Regions from separate parts of the Homo sapiens genome. Here region 1 is linked to region 2. The links are chromatin loops, found by intact Hi-C in ENCODE. Cell type or tissue: mammary epithelial cell. All regions are shown on one strand. Links, peaks and the distances in the headings refer to the core of each region. The heading gives the core; the rest is flanking DNA.

Region 1 (10,231 bases), core at 1,439-9,438, 430 kb after region 2:
AGATATGAACAGACACTTCTCAAAAGAAGACATTTATGCAGCCAAAAGACACATGAAAAAATGCTCATCATCACTGGCCATCAGAGAAATGCATATCAAACCCACAATGAGATACCATCTCAGACCAGTTAGAATGGTGATCATTAAAAAGTCAGGAAACAACAGGTGCTGGAGAGGATGTGGAGAAATAGGAACACTTTTACCCTGTTGGTGGGACTGTAAACTAGCTCAATCATTGTGGAAGTCAGTGTGGTGATTCCTCAGGGATCTAGAACTAGAAATACCATTTGACCCAGCCATCCCATTACTGGGTATAATCCTTTGGTATATACCCAAAGGATTATAAATCATGCTGCTATAAAGACACATGCACACATATGTTTATTGCGGCACTATTCACAGTAGCAAAGAATTGGAACCAACCCAAATGTCCAACAATGATAGACTGGATTAAGAAAATGTGGCACATATACACCATGGAATACTATGCAGCCATAAAAAATGATGAGTTCATGTCCTTTGTAGGGAGATGGGTGAAGCTGGAAACCATCATTCTCAGCAAACTATCGCAAGGACAAAAAACCAAACACCGCATGTTCTCAGTTATAGGTGGGAATTGAACAATGAGAACACTTGGACACAGGAAGGGGAACATCACACACCAGGGCCTGTTGAGGGGTGGGGGGAGGGATAGCATTAGGAGATATACCTAATGTAAATGACGATTTAATGGGTGCAGCACACCAACATGGCACATGTATACATATGCAAGAAACCTGCACATTGTGCACATGTACCCTAGAACTTAAAGTATAAAAAAAAAAAAAAAGAATGAGACCCTATGTCCAAAAAAATGTGAATGGAAAAAACATTTTTCCTTCCAGGCCTTGCCTATAAAACGTTGCACACATATTCCTGCACACTGTACCTTTCCCTGCTTGCTGGAATGATGGTGACCAAAGCGACCTTGAGAAATATATTTTAAGGATGGCCAAGGCTTCATTAGCTTAGGATCCAGACATATCCGTGACCTTGGAATACCCACCCTCATTCTTAGATGAGAAGGAAATAAGGCATCTTATTCGATCCATTGTCTATTGCATTCTGTTTATTATAGTAGTTCAATCATTTACCCTAATCAACATCCAGTGTTTTTGGGATCTAACTAAAGCAGTTATTTGGGGAAATTTATAGTTTAATAAATTTATTTTGAAACTATTGAAAAGCTGGGTGTGGTGGCTCATGCCTGTAATCCCAGCACTTTGGGAGGCTGAGGCGGGCAGATCTCAAGGTCAGGAGTTCAAGACCAGCCTGGCCAACATGGTGAAACCCCATCTCTACCAAAAATACAAAAATTAGCTGGGCATGGTAGTGCACGCCTGTAGTCCCAGGTACTCAGGAGGCTGAGGCAGGAGAATCGTTGGAACCCAGCAGGTGGAGGGTGCAGTGAGCTGAGATCACACCACTGCACTCCAGCCTGGGCGATAGAGCAAGACTGCATCTCAAAATAAAAAGATAAGTATTTGGCTGAAGAAGCTGGAATAAGAAGAATAGTAAATCTAAAAAAGAACTTGAAATAAATTAAGAATATAAATGAATGGGAAAGTAAGGAAGAAACAGTAGAGATCAAGAATCCAAAAGCTTGTTGTTTCAAAAAAAAATAGGCCAATTTCTAGAGAGACTAATCAACAACAAAAATAATGAAGACACCATTAAACACTAGCAGAGGAAAAGGGGACATAATTAGTCTATTATTCTGTTCTCAGGCTGCTATAGGGACATACCCAAGACTGGGCAATTTATAAAGGAAAGAGGTTTAATTGACTCAAAGTTCTGTGGAGCTGGGTAGGCCTCAGGAAACTTACACTCATGGCAGAAGGGGAAGCAAACATGTCCTTCTTCACATGGCAGCAGCAAGGATGTGCAGAATGAAGGGTGGGAAAACTCCCTTATAAAACCATCAGATCATGTGAGAATTCACTATCATGAGAACATCATGGAGGCAACTGCCCCCATGATTCAATTGCCTCCCACCAGGTCCCTCCCACAACAAATGGGGATTATGGGAACTACAGTTTAAGATGAAATTTGGGGTAGGGGGACAGAGCCAATCCATATCATTTTGCCCCGGGCCCTCCCATATCTCATGTCCTCACATTTCAAAATACAATCATGCCTTCCCAACAGTCCCCCAAAATCTTAACTCATTCCAGCATTAACTCAAAAGTCCAAGTCCAAAGTCTTATTTGAGACAAGGCAAGTCCCTTCTACCTATGAGCCTGTAAAATCAAAAGCAAGTTACTTACTTCCTAGATGCAATGAGGGTACAGGCAGTGGGTAAATACAGCCATTCCTAATGGGAGAAATTGACCAAAACGAAGAGGCTACAGGCACCATGCAAGTCTGAAATCCGGTGGGACAGTCAAATCTTAAAGCTCCAAAATGATCTCTTTTGACTCCATGCCTCACATCCAGGTATTGCTGATGTAAGAGGTGGACTTCCATGACCTTGGGCAGCTCTGACCCTGTAGCTTTGCAGGGCACAGCCCCCCTCCCAGCTGCTTTCATGACTGGTATTGAATGTCTGTGGGTTTTCTAGGAGTATGGTGCAAGCTGTCAGTGGGTTTACCATTCTGAAGTCTGGAGGATGGTGGCCTTCCTCTCACAGCACCACTAGGCAGTGCCCCATTGGGGACTCTGTGTGGGGGCTCTGACCCCACATTTCCCTTCTGCGCTGCCCTAGCAGAGGCTCTCCATGAGGGCTCCACCCCAGGACCACACCTCTGCTTGGACATCTAGCCATTTCTATACATTTTCTGAAATCTAGACAGAGGTTCCCAAACCTCAATTCTTGTTTCTGCACACCCACAGGACCAACACCATGTGGAAGCTTCCAAGGCTTGGGGCTTGCATGCTCTGAAGCAATGGCCTGAACTCCTTTTAGCCACAGCTGGAGTGGCTGGGATTCAGGACACCAAGTCCAGAGGCTGCACACAAGAGGGGGGCCCTGGACCTCACCCAGGAAACCATTTTTCCCTCCTAGGCTTCTGGGCCTGTGATGGGAGGGGCAGCTGTGAAGTGTCTGATTTTCTGCATTGTCTTGGTGATTAGCATTTGGCTCCTTCTTACTTATGCAGATTTCTGTAGCTGGCTTGAATTTCTCCCCCAGAAAACAGGTCTTTGTTTTCTACTGCATCATCAGACTGCATATTTTCCACACTTTAATGCTCTGTCACCCTGAATGCTTTGTGGCTTAAAAATTTCTTCTGCCGGATACACTAAGTCATCTCTCTCAAGTCCAAAGTTCCACAGATCTCTATGGCAGGGGCAAAATGCCACCACTCTGTCTTTGCACAGCAAGAGTTACCTTTGCTCCAGTTCCCAACAAGTTCCTCATCTCCATCTGAGGCCACCTCAGCCTGGACTTTATTGTCCATATCACTATCAGCATTTTGGTCAAAGCCATTCAACAAGTCTCTAGGAACCTCCAGAGTTTCTCACATTTTCCTATCTTCTTCTGAACCCTCGAAATTGTTCTAACCTCTGCCTGTTACCCAGTTTCGAAGTTGCTTCCACGTTTTTGAGTATCTTTACAGCAGTGCCCCACTACCTGGTACCAATTTACTGTATTAGTCCATTCTCACGGTGCTATAAGGACATACCCAAGACTGGGTAATTTATAAAGGAAAAATGTTTAATTGACTCACAGTTCTGCAGGGCAGAGGAGGCCTCAGGAAACTAACAATCATGTCAGAAGGGGAAGCAAACATCTTCTTTTTCACATGGTTGCAGCAAGGAGAAGTGCAGAGTGAAGGGTGGGAAAAAACCCTTATAAAACCATCAGAACTCGTGAGAACTCACTGACTATTATGAGAACAGCATGGAGGTAACTGCCCCCGTGATTCGATTACCCCTCACTGGGTCCCTCCCACGACACATGGGGATTATGGGAACTACAGTTCAAGATCAGATTTGGGTGGAGATACAGCCAAACCATATCAATTAGAGATAAAATAGAAAAATTTAAACATTACAATGGAAAACTAAAAATAATTTGAAAAGTTAGATAAAATAGAAATTTTCTAGAAAAATGTAAGCTACTAAATTTACTGAAACATAAAAAACCTTAATAATCAGTACCCACTAAATCAATAGACTTGATTAAATAAAACCTAGTAAGCTACATTCAAATAATACAATAAATTAAAATAAATTCTAAGCTCAGTTTTATATGTGAGGAACAAATAATTTCTATTTTTCACCAAATTTGAGAATCTTTTGACCATTATTTTATCAAATATTCTTATTTCCCCATTCTCTCTTTCTCCTCTTTCTGAGACTCCAGCTTTCATGTTGGATCTTTTGATATTGCCATGCAAATTCCTAAGGCACTGTTTTTTTTTTCTTCCATTTTTTTCTTCTCTTTTCTTCTAATTGCTTTTATTGATCTACAAATTCACAGACTTTTCCCTCCATCACCTTTATTTTACTATGTTCATATAATGAACTTTATGTTAGATTTTTTATTTTCCAGTCCTAAGTTTCTCTTTTTTCCTTTTGTATTTCCTATTTCTCTGCTTAGATTTGCTACTTTTTCATTGATTATGAACATATTTTCTTTTATTTCATTAAGCATATTTATAATAGCAGCTTTAAAGTTCTTGTCTGATAATTTCAGCATCTGGTTCATTTTGGGATTGGTGTTTGTTGATCATCTTTTCTCTAGAAAATGAATCACATTTTCCTGATTCTTCATGTCAAGAAATTGTAGATTGAATCTTGATCATTATGATATCATGTTGCTTAGCTTTTAGATTATTTTATAGTCCTACAAATGAAGCTGATGTTTTTATTTTATAAGGCAATTAGCTTGGTTAGATTTAAACTGAGAAGTTTCTCTTGCCTTTGATTGGGAACAGCTCAACTGTCATTTCTGGTTGATTTTAGTCGGCCCCATATATGCCAGAGACTTAGGCAAGAGTTATATATGGAATTTGGAGTTCCTGTTCCCTGACAGTCTCCTATTCAGGATTCTTTCCTTACTCTCTGGTGGCCCTGATTACCTTGACTCTTTCCCTTGCTTTTCCCAGCTATAAAGACACTGTGCTTTCTATTGAAGTTTTAGCTGTTCCATGCTGCTCTGGGTCTGTGGCTGCCTTCAAGACAAAGCCACACAAAGTGGGAAACTCACTTACACCCACAGCTTCTTTCAAGTTTCAACTCTGCTTTTATTTATTCTTCAGAGCTCTCAGGTAGTTGTTTTTTGCATTTTGTCAGAATTTATAGTTGTTTTCTGTGGAAGGTTAAGGTCCTGTTACGAGTTTACTTCCCCATACTGGAAGTGGCAGTAATTCTGATTTTAAACTGTTTCAGAGAATATATAAAGAGAGGAACATACATCCAGAAATTTAATTTAATTTTGCAGGTAGCATAGCATTGACAATAAAATGAATAAGTTAGTTCCAGGAAGTAAAAAACTGTGCTCAGTGTCACTTATGCAGTTTGATGGGAAAATTCTGAATAAATATTAGAAAACAACAAATTACAGTATTAAAAATACTATTTAGATCATGGTGTGGCAGGGCCCTCTCAACTCCATGTCCAGGTGGATATCCAGGCATTTGGAGCACCTGTTCTCCTGGTTCAGCAGCTTGACCCTACCCATCCCAGCTTTCCTGTGCAGAGATCCTGGTACAGGGAGGCCCTCTCCACTTCATGCCCAGGCAGATCCCCAGGAATTTGGAGCACCAGCTCACTTGGATCAACAGCCTGAGCAACCCTACCCTTCCTGTGCAGAGATCCTGGTGCAGGGAAGCCCTCTCTGCTGTATGCCCAGGCAGATCCTCAGGCATTCAGAGGATCTGCTTGCCTGGTTCAGAAGCCTGAGCCACTCCGCTCCTCCTGTGCAGAAATCTTGGTGCAGGGGGTCCCTCTCCACTCCACGCCTAGGCAGATCTCCGGACATCTGGACCACTCACTCTTTTGGATTAGGAATTTAGGCTGCACCCCATTCCTGTGCCAAAGAGGGCCGAGGAGGTTGCTTTGCTCCATGCTTAGGCAGACGTCTGAGTGCTTGGTGCTCACCTATTCGATTCTCCCTCAGTGCTGGTGCTTGTGCCTGCCCTCCGGGGACCTTTAGGCAGAGACCTGCCCAGTCTGACCCTGCCCATAGTGGCCCCTTCACCCTGCCCCAGGGCTGAGCAGGAAGCTCAGACCACTGCGCAGGAATCAGTCCAGTGCCTGAGGCAACAGAGAGCTTCGGCCAGTAAACAAGGAGGAAGTATGTACCCAGCTGTGTGGAAAAAAAATATTTTCCAGACAAGCTAAAAGCTGACTGTTATTGATAAGTGCCATCTACTGGCTTGTAGGTCAAACTGCACAGTCCAATACAAAACCTGCCCAAAGAAGTGCATGGGACTTTAGAAGCAAAGCCAGCAGACCTTGGGGGAAAGGGAAAGAAAAAACCCCCAGTAATGTAGGGAAAAAGAGAAAAAGAAAAAATCCTACCCACATGAAAATAATTACAAAAATTAGAAGTGTCAGTGTCTCCAGATGAGAAGGAACCAAAGGAAGAATTTTGGCACCATGAAAAATCTGAATGTAATGACACCACTAAAGGATCACATTAGCTCTCTAGCAATGGACCCTAACCAAAATGGAAACTCAGAAATGACAGATAAAGAATTCAAAGCATGGATTGCAAGGAAGCTCAATGAGATCCAAGACAAGGTTGAAAGTCAATGCAAATAAACTTCTCAAGCAATCCTAGAAACGAAGGAAGAGATAAGTGTCTTTAAAAAATAAATCAGAGCTTCTGCAATTGAAAAACTCACTTAAAGAATTTTGAAATACAATTGAAATCTTTATCAATAAACTGGACCAAGAAGAAGAAATAATTTCAGAGCTTGAAGACCAGTCTTTGTAACTAACCCAGTTAGACAAAAATAAAGAAAAAGAATTTAAAAAAAATGTACAAAGTCTTCAAGAAATATGGAATTATGTAAAGCAACCAAACCTATGAATTATTGGCATTTCTGAGAGATAAAGAGAAAAAGTAAACAATCTGGAATATATATTTGAGGGAATTATTTAAGAAAATTTCCCTAATCTTGCTAGAGAGGTAGACATCCAGATCCAAGAAATCCAGAGAACACCTGCCTAATACTATACAAAGTGAACTTTACCAAGGCATATTGTCACCAGACTGTCCAAGGTCAATGCTAAAGAAAAAATCTTAAAGGCAACTAGAGAAAGGTCATGTACAAAGGGAATCCCATCAGGCTAACAGTGGACTTTTCAGTAGAAACTTTACAAGCCAGAAGAAGTTGGGGGCCTATTTTCAGCATTCTTAAAGGAAAGAAATTCCAACCAAGAATTTCATGTCCTGTCAAAGTAGGCTTTATAAGTGAAAGAGAAATAAAAAATATTTTCCAGACAAGCTAACACTAAGTGAATTTGTTATCATTAGACCAACCTTACGGGAGATCCTTAAGGGAGTTTTAAACATGCATACAAAAGAATGATACCATCTACCACCAAAACACACTTAGGTACATAGCCTAAAGACCTTATAAAGCAACCACGCAATAGAAACTACAAAGCAACAAAGTAACAACCTTATGATAGGATCAAACCTCACATATCAATATTAGCCTTGAATGTAAATACTTTAAACCCCCCACTTAAAAGGCACAGAGTGGAAAGTTTGGATTAGAAAACAAGACTCATCTGTCTGCTGTCTTGAAGACACCCATCTCACACATAACAACATCCATAGGCTCAAAGTAGAGGGTTAGAGAAAGGTCTGTCATGCACATGGAAAACAATAAAGAATAGGGATCACTGTTCTTACATCAGATAAAACAGACTTCAAGCCAACCATAGTAAAAAAAGACAAAGAAAGGCATTATATAATGATAAAGGGTTCAATTCAACAAGAAGACTTAACTGTCCTACATATAACACATCCAATGGTGGAGCACTCAGATTCATAAAACAAGTACTTCTAGACCTATGAAAAGACTTAGACAGTTACACAATAATAGTGGGGAACTTCAACACCCTGACTGTCAGCATTAGACAGCACTGAGGCAGAAAACTAACAAATTTTAGACTTAAACTTGTCACTTGACCAACTGGACCTAATAGACATCTACAGAACAATCCACCCATCAACCACAGAGTATACAGTCTTCTCATCTGCATGTAGAACATACTCCAAGATCAACCACATGCTTGACCATAAAGCAAGTCTCAATAAATTAAAAAAAATCAAAATTATACCAACTATACTCTCAGACCACAGTGGAATAAAAATAGATGTGAATACCAAGAAGATCCCTCAAAAACACACACTTATAAGGAAATGAAACAACTTACCCCTGGATGACTTTTGGGTAAACAATGAAATTAAGGCAGAAATAAACACATTATTTGAAAAAAATGAAAACAGACACATAACATACCAAAATCTCTGGGATGCAGTAAAAGCAATGTTGAAAGGAAAGTTTATAGTGGTAATTGCCTACCTCAAAAAGTTAGCAAGATATCAAATTAATGATCTAACATTATACCTACAGGAACTAGAAAAACAAGAACAAACTAACCCCAAAGCTAGCAGAAGAAAAGAAATAATTAAAATCTGAGTGAAACTGAATGAAATTGAGACCCAAAAATCCATACAAAGAATCAACAAACTAAGAGCTGGTTATTTGAAAAGATAAAATTGATAGACCATTAGCTAGATTAACAAAGAAAAAAAAGATTCACATAAACTCCATCAGAAATGACAAAAGGTGACATTACAACTGATCCCACATAAATACAAAATATCCATAGAAAATATTATGAACATCTCTATGCACACAAACTATCAAATCTAGAGGAAATTGATAAATTACCAGAAACACACAACCTCCCATGATTGAATAACGAAGCAACTGAAACCCTGAACAGACCAAGATTGAGTTCTGAATTAGAATCAGTAATAAAAAGCCTACCAACCAAAAACAAAAAGCCTCAGCTGGATGGATTCACAGCTAAATTCTACTAGATGCACAAAGAAGAGCTGGTATCAATTCTACTAAAACTATCCCCAAAAATGGAGGAGGAAGGACTCCTTCCTATCTCATTCTATGAAGTAAGCATCACTCTGATACCCAAACCTGGCAAAGTCACAATGAAAAAATAAAACAATGAGCCAATATTCCTGGTGAGTATAGACACAAAAGTCTTCAAGAAAATAATAGCAAACCAAACCCAACAGTACATCAAAAAGTTAATTCACCACGATAAAAAGGTTTCATTTCTCAAATGCAAGGTTTGTTCAACAGACACAAATTAATAAATGTGATTCACCACATAAACAGAGTTAAAAACAAAAACTATATTATCATCTCAATAGATGTGGAAAAAGCTTTTGATAAAATCCAACATCGCTTCGTGGTAAAAATTCTCAAGAAACTAGGCATCGAAGGAACATACCTCAAAATAAAAAGACCCATCTATTACGCACCACAGCCAATGTCATGCTGGAATGGCAAAAACTAAAAGCATTCCCCTTGAGAACTGGAATAAGACAAGGATGCCCACTGTTATACCACTCCTATTCAACACAGTACTGGAAGTGTTAGCCAGAGCAGTCAGGCAAGAGACAGAAATGAAAGTCAACCAAATAGGAAAAGAAGAAGTCAAACTCTTTTCACAGATTATATGATTCTATACTTAGAAAAGCCTGAAGACTCTGGCAAAAGGCTCTTGGAACTGATAAACAACTTCAGTAAAGTTTCAGGATACAAAATCAACATACAAAAATCAGCATCATTTCTATACACCAATAATGTTCAAGCTGAGAGCCACTTACAGTAGTCATATCCAGGAAATATCTAGGAATATATCTAACCAAGGAGGTGAAGGAGCTCTACAAGGAGAAATACAAAACACTGCTAAAAGAAATCATAGATGACACAAATGGAAAAACATTTCATGCTCATGCATTGGAAGAATCAATATCGTTAAAATGGCCATACTGCTCAAAGCAACCTACAGATTCAGATTCATTGCAATCCCTATCAAAATACCAATGTCATTTTTCTTTTCTTTTCTTTCTTTTTTTTTTTTTTTGAGATGGAGTCTTGCTGTCGCCTAGGCTGGAGTGCAGTGGTGTGATCTCGGCTCACTGCAACCTCCGCCTCCTGGGTTCAAGAGATTCTTCCTCAGCCTTCCAAGTAGC
Region 2 (10,231 bases), core at 1,353-9,352:
CTCATTATTTGTACATTAGACTTTCTGGAACTCCCACCATGGCCGATTTCAAGTTACTAATGGGATGTTACAACCAGGGGTTGGTATGAGATGCTCAGGAGCAGACCATTACATTGTATCTCTCCTCTGCAGATATAACAGACATAAATGACTTGGAGACCATGGATAATAGTGAAATGGTGTGAAATAATTAGAAAGTGGTGAGTTCTGAGGATTTACTATACTTGTTTTGAATATACTTTATCTGCGAGTTTATATGATTTTTAATGCCTGTGTTTAACTGGCTTGCAGCATTCCTGAAAGCTTGAGAGTTGGCTCTTGTGAGCCCATACAAACCAGCCCCAGTGCACCACTGCTCAGAGTTCAGAGTTCATCCTTGTTCCGTTTTTTTTTTGGAGGTAGAGTCTTGCTCTATCCCCCAGGATGGAGTGCAGTGGCATGATCTCAGCTCACTGTAACCTCCACCTCCCAGGTTCAAGTGATTCTCCTGCCTCAGCCTGTCGAATAGCTGGGATTACAGATGCCTGCCACCATGCCTGGCTAATTTTTGTATTTTTAGTAGAGACGGGGTTTCGCCATGTTGGTCAGGCTGGTCTTGAACTCCTGACTGCAGGTGATCTGCCCGCCTCGGCCTCCCAAAGTGTTGGGATTACAGGCATGAGCCACTGCGCCCGGCCTTGCAGTGAGTATTTTGTAAGTATGGTAGTTTCCCCCCTTTTTCATGGTTTCCTTTATCCATGGTCAATAGTGGGCTGAAAATATAAAATGGAAAATTCTAGAAATAATTCATAAATTTAAAATAACTTTTATTACAGTATATTGTTATAATTGTTCTATTTTATTATTAGTTGTTGCTAATTTCTTACTGTGCCTAATTTATAAATTAAACCTTATCATAGGTATATATGTGTAGAAAAAAATAGCATATAAAAGATTTTGTACTGTCCACAGTTTCGGGCAACCCCTGGGGCCTTGGGACATACGCTCTGCGGACATTGGGGAACTACCATATTGTCTCATTTAGTCCTCATGGTCACTCTATGAGGTAGATAGTATTAGCCTCTCCATTATTCAGAAGAAACTGAGGCACAAAAGGTAAAGTAGGCAGACAATTTGACACACTGGTGAGATGGAAAAGTCATAAGGGAGGCTGGGTGGCGCTCCCTCCTGTCATCCCAGCACTTTGGGAGGCCGAGGTGGGCAGATCACTTGAAGTCAGGAGTTCAAGACCAGCCTGGCCAACATGGTGGAACCCTATCTCTACTAAAAATACAAAAATTAGCCAGGCGTGGTGGCGTGTGCCTGTAATCCCAACTCCTCAGAAGGCTGAGGCACAAGACTTGCTTGAACCCGGGAGGTGGAGGTTGCAGTGAGCGGAGATTGTGCCACTGCACTCCAGCCTGAGCAACAGTGTGAGACTCGGTCTTAAAAAAAATAAAGAAAAAGAAAAAAAAAAGTCATCATGGAGGAGCAGAAAGTGAAGCCATGGTCACATGAAATTGCCTAAGGATAGAAGAGTCCAGCTTCTTTCCCATCTTACCTCCATTGCACCCAGCTGGGCCCCTCTCAGGCCTGCCCTCCTGGCAGTAAATGGTGTGCCTGGGTCCACCTCGGGTGTGGTAGACTGTATGACCACAACAGGCCAGATTCAGTGGCTCATGCCTGTAATCCCAGCACCTTGGGAGGCCAAGGCAGGAGGACCTCTTGAGGCTAGGAGTTTGAGATCAGCCTGGGCAACATAGTGAGACTCACATCTCTACAAAAAATAAAAAAGCTAGCTAGATTTTTTTTTTTCCAGAACTTGGAAGGCCAAGGTGAGAGGATTGCTTGAACCCAAGAGTTTGAGGCTGCAGTGAGCTATGATTGGGACAGAGGGACCCTGTCTCTGGAAAAAAAAAAAAAAAAATGACCACAACAAAATCTGTCCCACTTGTCTTCTTGAACCTTACTGCTCTCCAGTCAAGATGTGGTGTCTAATTCCTCTCCCTATCAACATGGCAGGCTGTGGCTGGCTGTAACAATAGAATTCAGCTGAAGTGACACCTGAGGAATTCCGAGACCAGGGCAGAAAATGCCTTGTTGCCTGGGACACTCATGTCTGGGATCCTGAGCTGCTGTGCAGGCCCACCCCGAGGCCTCCATGCTGTGAGGAAGCCTCGGCCATGTGTGGGTGCTCTGGAAAACAGCCATGGTGGAGGTCCCATGTGACAGCCGGCGCTAACCACCAGGCTCCTGAGTGAAGATACCTCCACATGATACCTGCCTCCAGAGCCTTTGAGTCGCCCCAGCCACTCAATCTTCCCAGCTGAGACTACAGACATTCTGGAGTAGAGAAGCCATTCCTGTAGTACCCTATCTGAATTCTTTTTTTTTTCTTTCATAGAGACAGGGGTCTCCCTATGTTGCCCAGGCTGGTCTCAAACTCCCGGGGTCAAGCAGTTATCCTGCCTTGGCCTCGCAAAATGCTGGGATTACAGGCATGAGCCACTGCACCTAGCCCTGAATTCTTGACCTACAGAATCCTTGAGCATAATCAAATGATTGTTTTAAACCACTAGGTTTTTGGGGTAATTTGTTTCATAGCAAAAGTAAGGAGAACATTTTGTTGAGGAGAAAGAGGCTGTGTTTCTATGGTCCTACGGCTGCTGGAGGGACAGGGCAGAAGCTTTCACTTGCCTTTCCCCATTTGCCATGCCTCCCTGCTCTCATCTCATCTCAGCCTGTACTGGAATTACCTGTGGATGTGTCTGTCTGCCCTACCAGACTGGACTGTGAGCCCCTGTTGGGGAGGATGGCAGAAACTGTCTTGGTTGCCTCATATTCCCAGTGCCCAGCACAGAGCCTGGCACATAAGATAATCAGCAGATCCTTGCTGGGTACATGCACAGCGGTTGGTCTGATGTTTATTTCCCAGTTAGAACTGCTGGCAGTGGGGATCCCAAACCTTTTCCAAGGACTTCGTGGGAGCTGGAAGGAAGCTCTTGCTGGCTGCCTCCCACAGAAGCATATGATTGGACTGAAAGCAATTTTTCTGAAAGCATTCTGGTGAATACAACATTTTGATTGAAACAATGATTTGATTGAAAATGAGTATTTCCCAGTTGTTGTTTTTTTAAATATATATAATGTTGGTCATTCTCATGCTTTATCAAGCAATTTTCAATGCTTTAAGTTTTTAAGCATTTTTGTCCTTTTCCTGAACTTTTCAGGGGTTTTCCCTAATTATTTGTAATTTGTTTTTTAGCCCACTTTTACTGTTTTTTCAATATTTGTAATAGTACAAAATTGGAACTGCCTAACTGATTAGTGGGCTGCTTAAATTAAGGTATGAAATGTACCTCAATATATTAACATATATACAATAATTCCAGTTTTGTTAAAAAAAATTATGCACAAACATACAAATATCTAGAAAGATATCCACCAATGCTTCTTGACCAGGAGGCATTCACTGGGATACTCCCAGAAGACTTTTAAAAATAGTGATTTCTTTTCCTTTTGAGACCGAGTCTCACTCTGTTGCCCAGGCTGGAGTGCAGTGGCATTAGCTCACTGCAACCTCTGCCTCCTGGGTTCAAGTGATTCTCGTGCCTTAGCCTCCCGAGTATCTGGGACTACAGGCACCCACCACCACACCCGGCTAATTTTTCTATTTTTAGTAGAGATGGGGTTTCACCATGTTGGCCAGGCTAGTCTCGAACTCCTGACCTCAGGTGATCCTGCTGCCTCAGCCTCCCAAAGTGTTGGGATTACAGGTGTGAGCCACTGCTCCTGGCCTAAAATACTGATTTATTTATTTATTTATTTTTTTGAGACAGAGTCTCGCTCTGTTGCCCAGGCTAGAATGCAGTGGTGCAATCTCGGCTCACTGCAGTCTCCCCATTCTGGGTTCAAGCAATTCTCCTGCCTCAGCCTCCTGAGTAGCTGGGACTACAGGTGAATGCCACCATGCCTGGCTAATTTTTGTGTTTTTAGTAGAGAGGGGGTTTCATCATGTTGGCCAAGCTAGTCTGAAACTCCTGGTCTCAAGTGATCCGCCAGCCTTGGCCTCCCAAAGTGCCGGGATTACAGGTATGAGCCACCGTGCCCATCCTAAAATACTGATTCCTTCATGCCTGTAATCCCAGCACTTTGGGAGGCTGAAGTGGGAGGATCGTTTGAGTTCAGGAGTGTGAGACTAGCTTGGGCAAAATAGTAAGACTCTGTCTCAACAAAAAATAAAAAAATTAGGCCAGGTGCGGTGGCGCATACCTGTAATCCCAGCACTTTGGGAGGCCGAGGTGGGCGGATCACGAGGTAAGGAGTTCAAGACCTGCCTGGCCAATGTGGTGAAACCCCATCTCCACTAAAAATACAAAAAAATTAGCCAGGTATGGTGGCGGGCACTTGTAATCCCAGGTACTTGGGAGGCTGAGGCAGGAGAATTGCTTGAACTCAGGAGGCGGAGGTTGCAGTGAGCTGGGATTGCACCATTGCACTCCAGCCTGGGTGACAGAGCAAGACTCCATCTCAGGGGGAAAAAAAAAAAAATTACTCATGGTGGCACATGCCTATAGTCCCAGCTACTCAGGAGGCTGAGATGGGAGGATTGCTTAAGCCTGGGAGATCAAAGCTGCAGGAAGATCACTACTACACTCTAGCCTGGACCACAGAGCAAGACTCTGTCTCTGAAAAGTAAAAACAGTTTTGGTTTTTTTTTGAGACGGAGTCTTGCTCTGTGGCCCAGGCTGGAATGCAATGGCACAATCTTGGCTCACTGCAACCTCTGCCTCCCGGGTTCAAGCGATTCTTATGCCTCAACCTCCCAATTAGCTGGGATTACAGGCACATGTCGCCATGCCCAGCTAATTTTTGCATTTTTAGTAGAGAGGGGGTTTCACTATGTATGTTGCCCAGGCTGGTCTTGAATTCCTGACCTCAGGTGATCCACCCACCTCGGCCTCTCAAAGTACTGGGATTACAGGCATGAGCCACTGCACCCGGTCACTAAAAAATATTTTTTAAAAATTGATTCCTTTACTCCAGAAAGGGAAGAAGAAGAGATGGATACATAGGTAGGTAGGTAGGTAGGTAGGTAGGTAGGTAGATAGATAGATAGATAGATAGATAGATAGATAGATAGAGATTCCTGAGCTCTGTCTGGGAAAGCAGAAATCTGCTAGGATGGGGAGTGGGTTGGGAGTGGGGAACCAGACATCTGTATTTTTAAAAGGCATCTAGGATTGGGACCCCTGACTTAGAATCACAGAAGAGTAAACCAAGTAGGTACTTAATTCAGTCCTCATTTTGTGTATGGGTGAGTTAGACTCCAAGAAGGGACTTGCTCAGGGTCACACAGTGGGAGGGATGACAAGGACTAGAGTCCAGGCCTCCTGGCTCCTGGCCTAGTTGCCCTTTCCTCTTTGTTCTTGCTCCAGGTGTGAAAAGAAATTGTCTCTAGGTGGGATTATGGGATTTGTTTGAATCATTCTTTTGCATGTTTCTATTTTCTGACGTTTCTGTAAGAGTATCAGTTGCTTTTGGCACAAGATAAAAACAAAGAATAAAAGAAAGGATAAGGCCAGGTGCAGTGGCTTATGCCTGTAATCCCAGGACTTTGGGAGGCCAAGGCAGGTGGATCATTTGAGGTCAGGAGTTCAAGACCAGCCTGGGCACAGGGACATGGTGAGACCCTGTCTCTACTAAATATACAAAAATTAGTCAGGCCTGGTGGCTCATGCCTGTAATCCTAGCTACTTGGGAGGCTGAGGCAGGAGAATCGCTTGAACCCAAGAGGTGAAAGTTGCAGTGAGCTGAGATCACACCACTGCACTCTAGCCTGGACAACAGAGAGAGACTCTGTCTCAAAAAAAAAAAAAAAAAAAAGGAAGAAATAAAAGATAATTCTGTTAAAGCTATTTTACCTGGTGTCTCCTCCCCCACTTCCCTACCCTCCCTCCCTCCCCAACTACCAGCACCCCCGGGCAGTGGCACTACTTACTGTCCCATACCGCATTGCCTCTACAAAGACTGTGGCCTTTAGGGACAGTCTGGCTCAGAGTTAGGGACACACAGATCATACGTCTGAGCCAGGTCCAGGGAAGTCAGTGTACTCTGGGTACACAGATCCCCTGGGCCTGGCCCACCCAAGACTGCGTAGATGCCAGGTGGAGAGAGGCAGGCCCTAGAGTAGAGGTCCCCAGGGCACTGGCCCTTGAGCCACCAGGAAGCCCCACCAGAGGGCAGCAGAAGCCTGGTCCAGAGCTCCCATCAAGCCTCCCATGGGGATGTCACTGGGGTTCAGGGAAAGCTTCAGGGAGAATTTAGGTACTGTTCTGAAGGAGGGGAGTTGGAAAGGGTACTTTAGGTTTGTGTGAGGGCATGGCCTGTACAAAGCTAAGGAGGCAGGAATTCATGAATCAAAATGTGCCAAGGTGGGGACAAGAGAGCACTAGAATGTAAGCTCCTTGCAGGCAAGAACTGTGTCTGTTGTGTGTATGCAGCTATACTGTTAGAACAGTGCCTAGCACATGATATGTATTCCATTGATATTTATTAATCAAAGACATGAATGGGAATACTGCTGGTGGGGAGGAAATGAGGAAGAGAAAGGGCAGCAAATGTTTGGGTAGAGGACAAAAAAGAAAATAACTTTTACTTACTGAGCACCTACTCTTTGTTGGGCAATGTGCTAAATGTTTCTAAACTAAGAAAGTAGTACATGCTTAAGGTGAAAAAAATATTAAAGTTTTTTAAAATATAAAACAGGTCTTACCCGTACACCAGAACTTCTAGCCTCCTTTTCAGAAGCTAACAATGTTTTTTTGCATATTTTTCTAGAAATGTTATACACATGTTGGCCGGGCACAGTGGCTCACACGTATAATCCCAGCACTTTGGGAGGCCGAGGCAGGCAGATCACGAGGTCAGGAGTTTAAGACCAGCCTGGCCAACATAGTGAAACCCCATATCTACTAAAAATATAAAAAATTAGCCGGGCTTGGTGGCGGGCACCTGTAATCCCAGCTACTCGGGAGGCTGAGGCAGGAGAATTGCTTGAACCCAGGAGCCGGAGGTTGCAGTGAGCCGAGATTGCACCATTGCACTCCAGCCCGGGTGACAGTGCGAGACTCCATCTCACACACAAAAAAAGAAAGAAATGTTATACACATGTACCTCGGGTCACCTGCTCCCTTCCATGTCTCTCAGAACTTCCAGACACATATTCTCTTAGAGCAGCATTTTTCAAAGTGTAGTCTGGAACTTCCTTCAACGGAATCACCTGGTGGGAATATAACTTATTAAACATGCAGAATCTCTTAGCTGGGCATGGTGGTGCACACCTGTAGTCCCAGCTACTCGGGAGGTTGAGGCAGGAGGATAGTTTGAGCCTGGGAGATGGAGGCTGCAGTGGGCCGTGATCGTGTCACTGCACTCCAGCTTTAGCGACAGAGTGAGACCCTGTCTCAAAAACAAACAAACAAACAAACAAACAAGAAAAACAGAATCTCAGGCCTCATACAGAACCACACAATCAAGGGAAGGGAATCTGTATTTTAACAAACTGTAGGGAATTCTGATGCCCATTAAAGTTTGAGAAGCACTGCCTGGACTCACACAATCACTCACTGAGGAGAGGGTTCAGATAGGGATTGCATTGAATCTGTAGATTGCTTTGGGTAGTATGGACATTTTAATAATACTGATTCTTCCAATCCATGAACGTGGAATATTTTTCCATTTTTTTGGTGTCCTTTTTAGTTTCTTTCATCAGTGTTTTATGATATTCATTATAGAGATCTTTAACTTCTTTGGTTAATTCCTAGGTATTTAATTTTATTTGTGGCTATTGTAAATGGCATTACATTTTAATTTCTTTTTCCGATTGTTCATTGTTGGCATGTAGAAATGCTACTAATTTTTGTATGTCGATTTTATATCTTGCAAATTTATTGAATTTTTATCACTTCTAATAGGTTTTTTGTGGAGTCTTTAGGTTTTTTTGAAATATAAGATTATATCATCTATAAATAAGGATAATTTGACTTCTTCCATTTCAATTTGGATGCCCATTATTTCTTTCTCTTGTCTGACTGCTCTAGCTAGGACTTCCAGTACTATGTTGAGTAACAGTGATGAAAGTGGGCATCCTCATTGTGTTCTTAGAGGAAAGGCTTTCAGTATGATATTAGCTGTCTGTCACATAGGGCTTTTATTATATTAAGGTATATTCCTTCTATTCCAGTTTTTTTGAGGGTTTTTATCTTGAAGGGATGTTAAATTTTATCAAATGCTGTTTCAGCATCAATTGAAGTGATCATACTGTTTTTATTCTTCATTCTGTTGATATGATATATCACATTAATTGATTTGCATATGTTGAACCATCCTTGCATCCCAGGGACAAATCCCACTTGGTCATGATGAATGATCTTTCTAATATATTGCTGAATTTGCTTGTGTTTTTTGAGGATCTTTGCATTAATATTCATAAGAGGTACTAGCTTGTAGTTTTATTTTTTTGATGTGTCTTTGTCTTGTTTTGGTATCAGGGTCATACTAGCCTCATAGAATGAGATTGGAAGTATTCCCCCCTCTTACTATTTTTTGGAATACTTTGAGTAGAATTGGTATTAGTTTTTCTTTAAATGCTTGGTAAAATTCAGCAGGGTAGGGATCAGGTTCTGGGCTTTTCTTTGCTGGGAGACTTTTTATTACAGCTTTCAACTTGTTATCTGTTACTGATCTGTCAGATTTTGGATTTCTTCCTGGTTCAATCTTGGTGGGTTGTATCTGTCTAGGAATTTGTCCATTTATTCTAGATTTTCCAATTTATTGGCATATACTTGCTCGTAGTAGCCACTAATGATCCTTTGAATTTCTTCAGTATCAGTTATAATGTCTCCTTTTTCATTTCTGATTTTATTTATCTGAGTCTCTCTTTTTTATTTTTTATTTTTTTGAGACAGACTCTCACCCTGTTGCCCAGGCTGGAGTGCAGTGGCGTGATCTTGGCTCACTGCAACCTCTACCTTCCAGGTTCAAGCAATTCTTGTGCCTCAGCCACTTGAGTGGCTGGGACTACATGCGTGTGCCACCACACCTAGCTAATTTTCGCACTTTTAGTAGAGATGGGTTTTTACCATGTTGGCCAGGTTGGTCTTGAACTCCTGACCTCAAATGATCCACCCACCTCAGTCCCCCAAAGTGCTGGGATTATAGGCATGAGCCACCATGCCTGCCCCTTCTCTCTTTTTTTTCTTAGTCTGGCTAAAGTGTTGTCAATTTTGTTTAACTTTTCAAACAACCAACTTTTTGTTTCATTGATCTTTTGTATTGTTTTCTTTATTTCAATTTCATTTATTTCTGCTCTGATCTTCATTATTTCTTTTCTTCTACTAATTTTGCATTTGGTTTGCTCTTGCTTTTCTAGTTCTTTAAGATGCATTAGGTGTTTTTTTTTTTTTTTTTTTTTTTAACGTAGGCACTTATAGCTGTAAACTTCCCTCTTAGTATTGTTTCGGTATCTTGTGTTTCCATTATCATTTGTTTCAAGGAAATTTTAAGTTTCCTTCTTAATTTCTTCTTTGACCTACTGGCACATTCAAGAGAATGTTGTTTCTTTTTTTTTTTTTTTTTTTTTTCAGTGCTCCAAGACATCTGAAACATTGTTTAATTTCTGTGTATTTGTATAGTGTCCAAAACTATTCTTGCTATTAATTTCTATTTTTATTCCATTGTGGTCAGAGAATATGCTTGATATTATTTCAATTTTTTTTTTTTTTTTTTTTTTTTGAGACAGGGTGTTGCTCTGTCACCCAGGCTGGAGTGCAGTGGCAAAATCTCGGCTCACTGCAAGCTCTGCCTCCTGGGTTCAAGCTATTATCCTACCTCAGCCTCCCAAGCAGCTGGGATTACAGATCCACACCACCACACCTGGCTAATTTTTGTATTTTTGTAGAGATGGGGTTTCACCATGTTGGCCAGGCTGGTCTCGAACGCCTGACCTCAAGTAATCCGCCCACCTCAGCTTCCCAAAGTGCTGGGATTATACGTGTGAGCCACTGTGCCCAGCCAATTTTTTTTTCAATGTTTTAAGACTTGTTTTGTGACCTAACATATGGCCTATCCTTGAGAATGATCCATGTGCTGAGGAAAAGAATGTGTATCCTGCAGTCATTGGGCAAAATGTTTTGTAAATATCTGTTAGATCCATTAGGTGTATAGTGCAGATTAAGTCTGATGTTTCTTT

The links. A loop is a pair of places that touch in the nucleus more often than their neighbours do. Peaks named below come from ENCODE experiments on the same cell type or tissue, not always from the same donor. Only the 100,000 strongest peaks of a DNase experiment are listed, where the experiment ranks them.
Region 1: a loop joins it to region 2, with 11 times the contacts of the local background. A loop is called at or near these places in 2 of 110 quality-filtered maps.

What each region holds. Positions count from the first base shown.
Region 1 is chr11:16,628,512-16,638,742 of GRCh38, reverse strand. All of the region lies in intron 2 of LOC105376571 (a long non-coding RNA gene), which reads right to left. It also overlaps a transcript of SOX6 not described here. Among named protein-coding and RNA genes, the nearest start is that of C11orf58, 110 kb to the left of the region's middle. In mammary epithelial cell, for the core only: a CTCF peak has its summit at 6,359 (motif pointing left); no DNase peak of the experiment used is centred there; H3K27me3 peaks cover 311 bases.
Region 2 is chr11:17,059,584-17,069,814 of GRCh38, reverse strand. No RefSeq gene overlaps it. Among named protein-coding and RNA genes, the nearest start is that of SNORD14A, 10 kb to the left of the region's middle. In mammary epithelial cell, for the core only: a CTCF peak has its summit at 6,221 (motif pointing right); no DNase peak of the experiment used is centred there.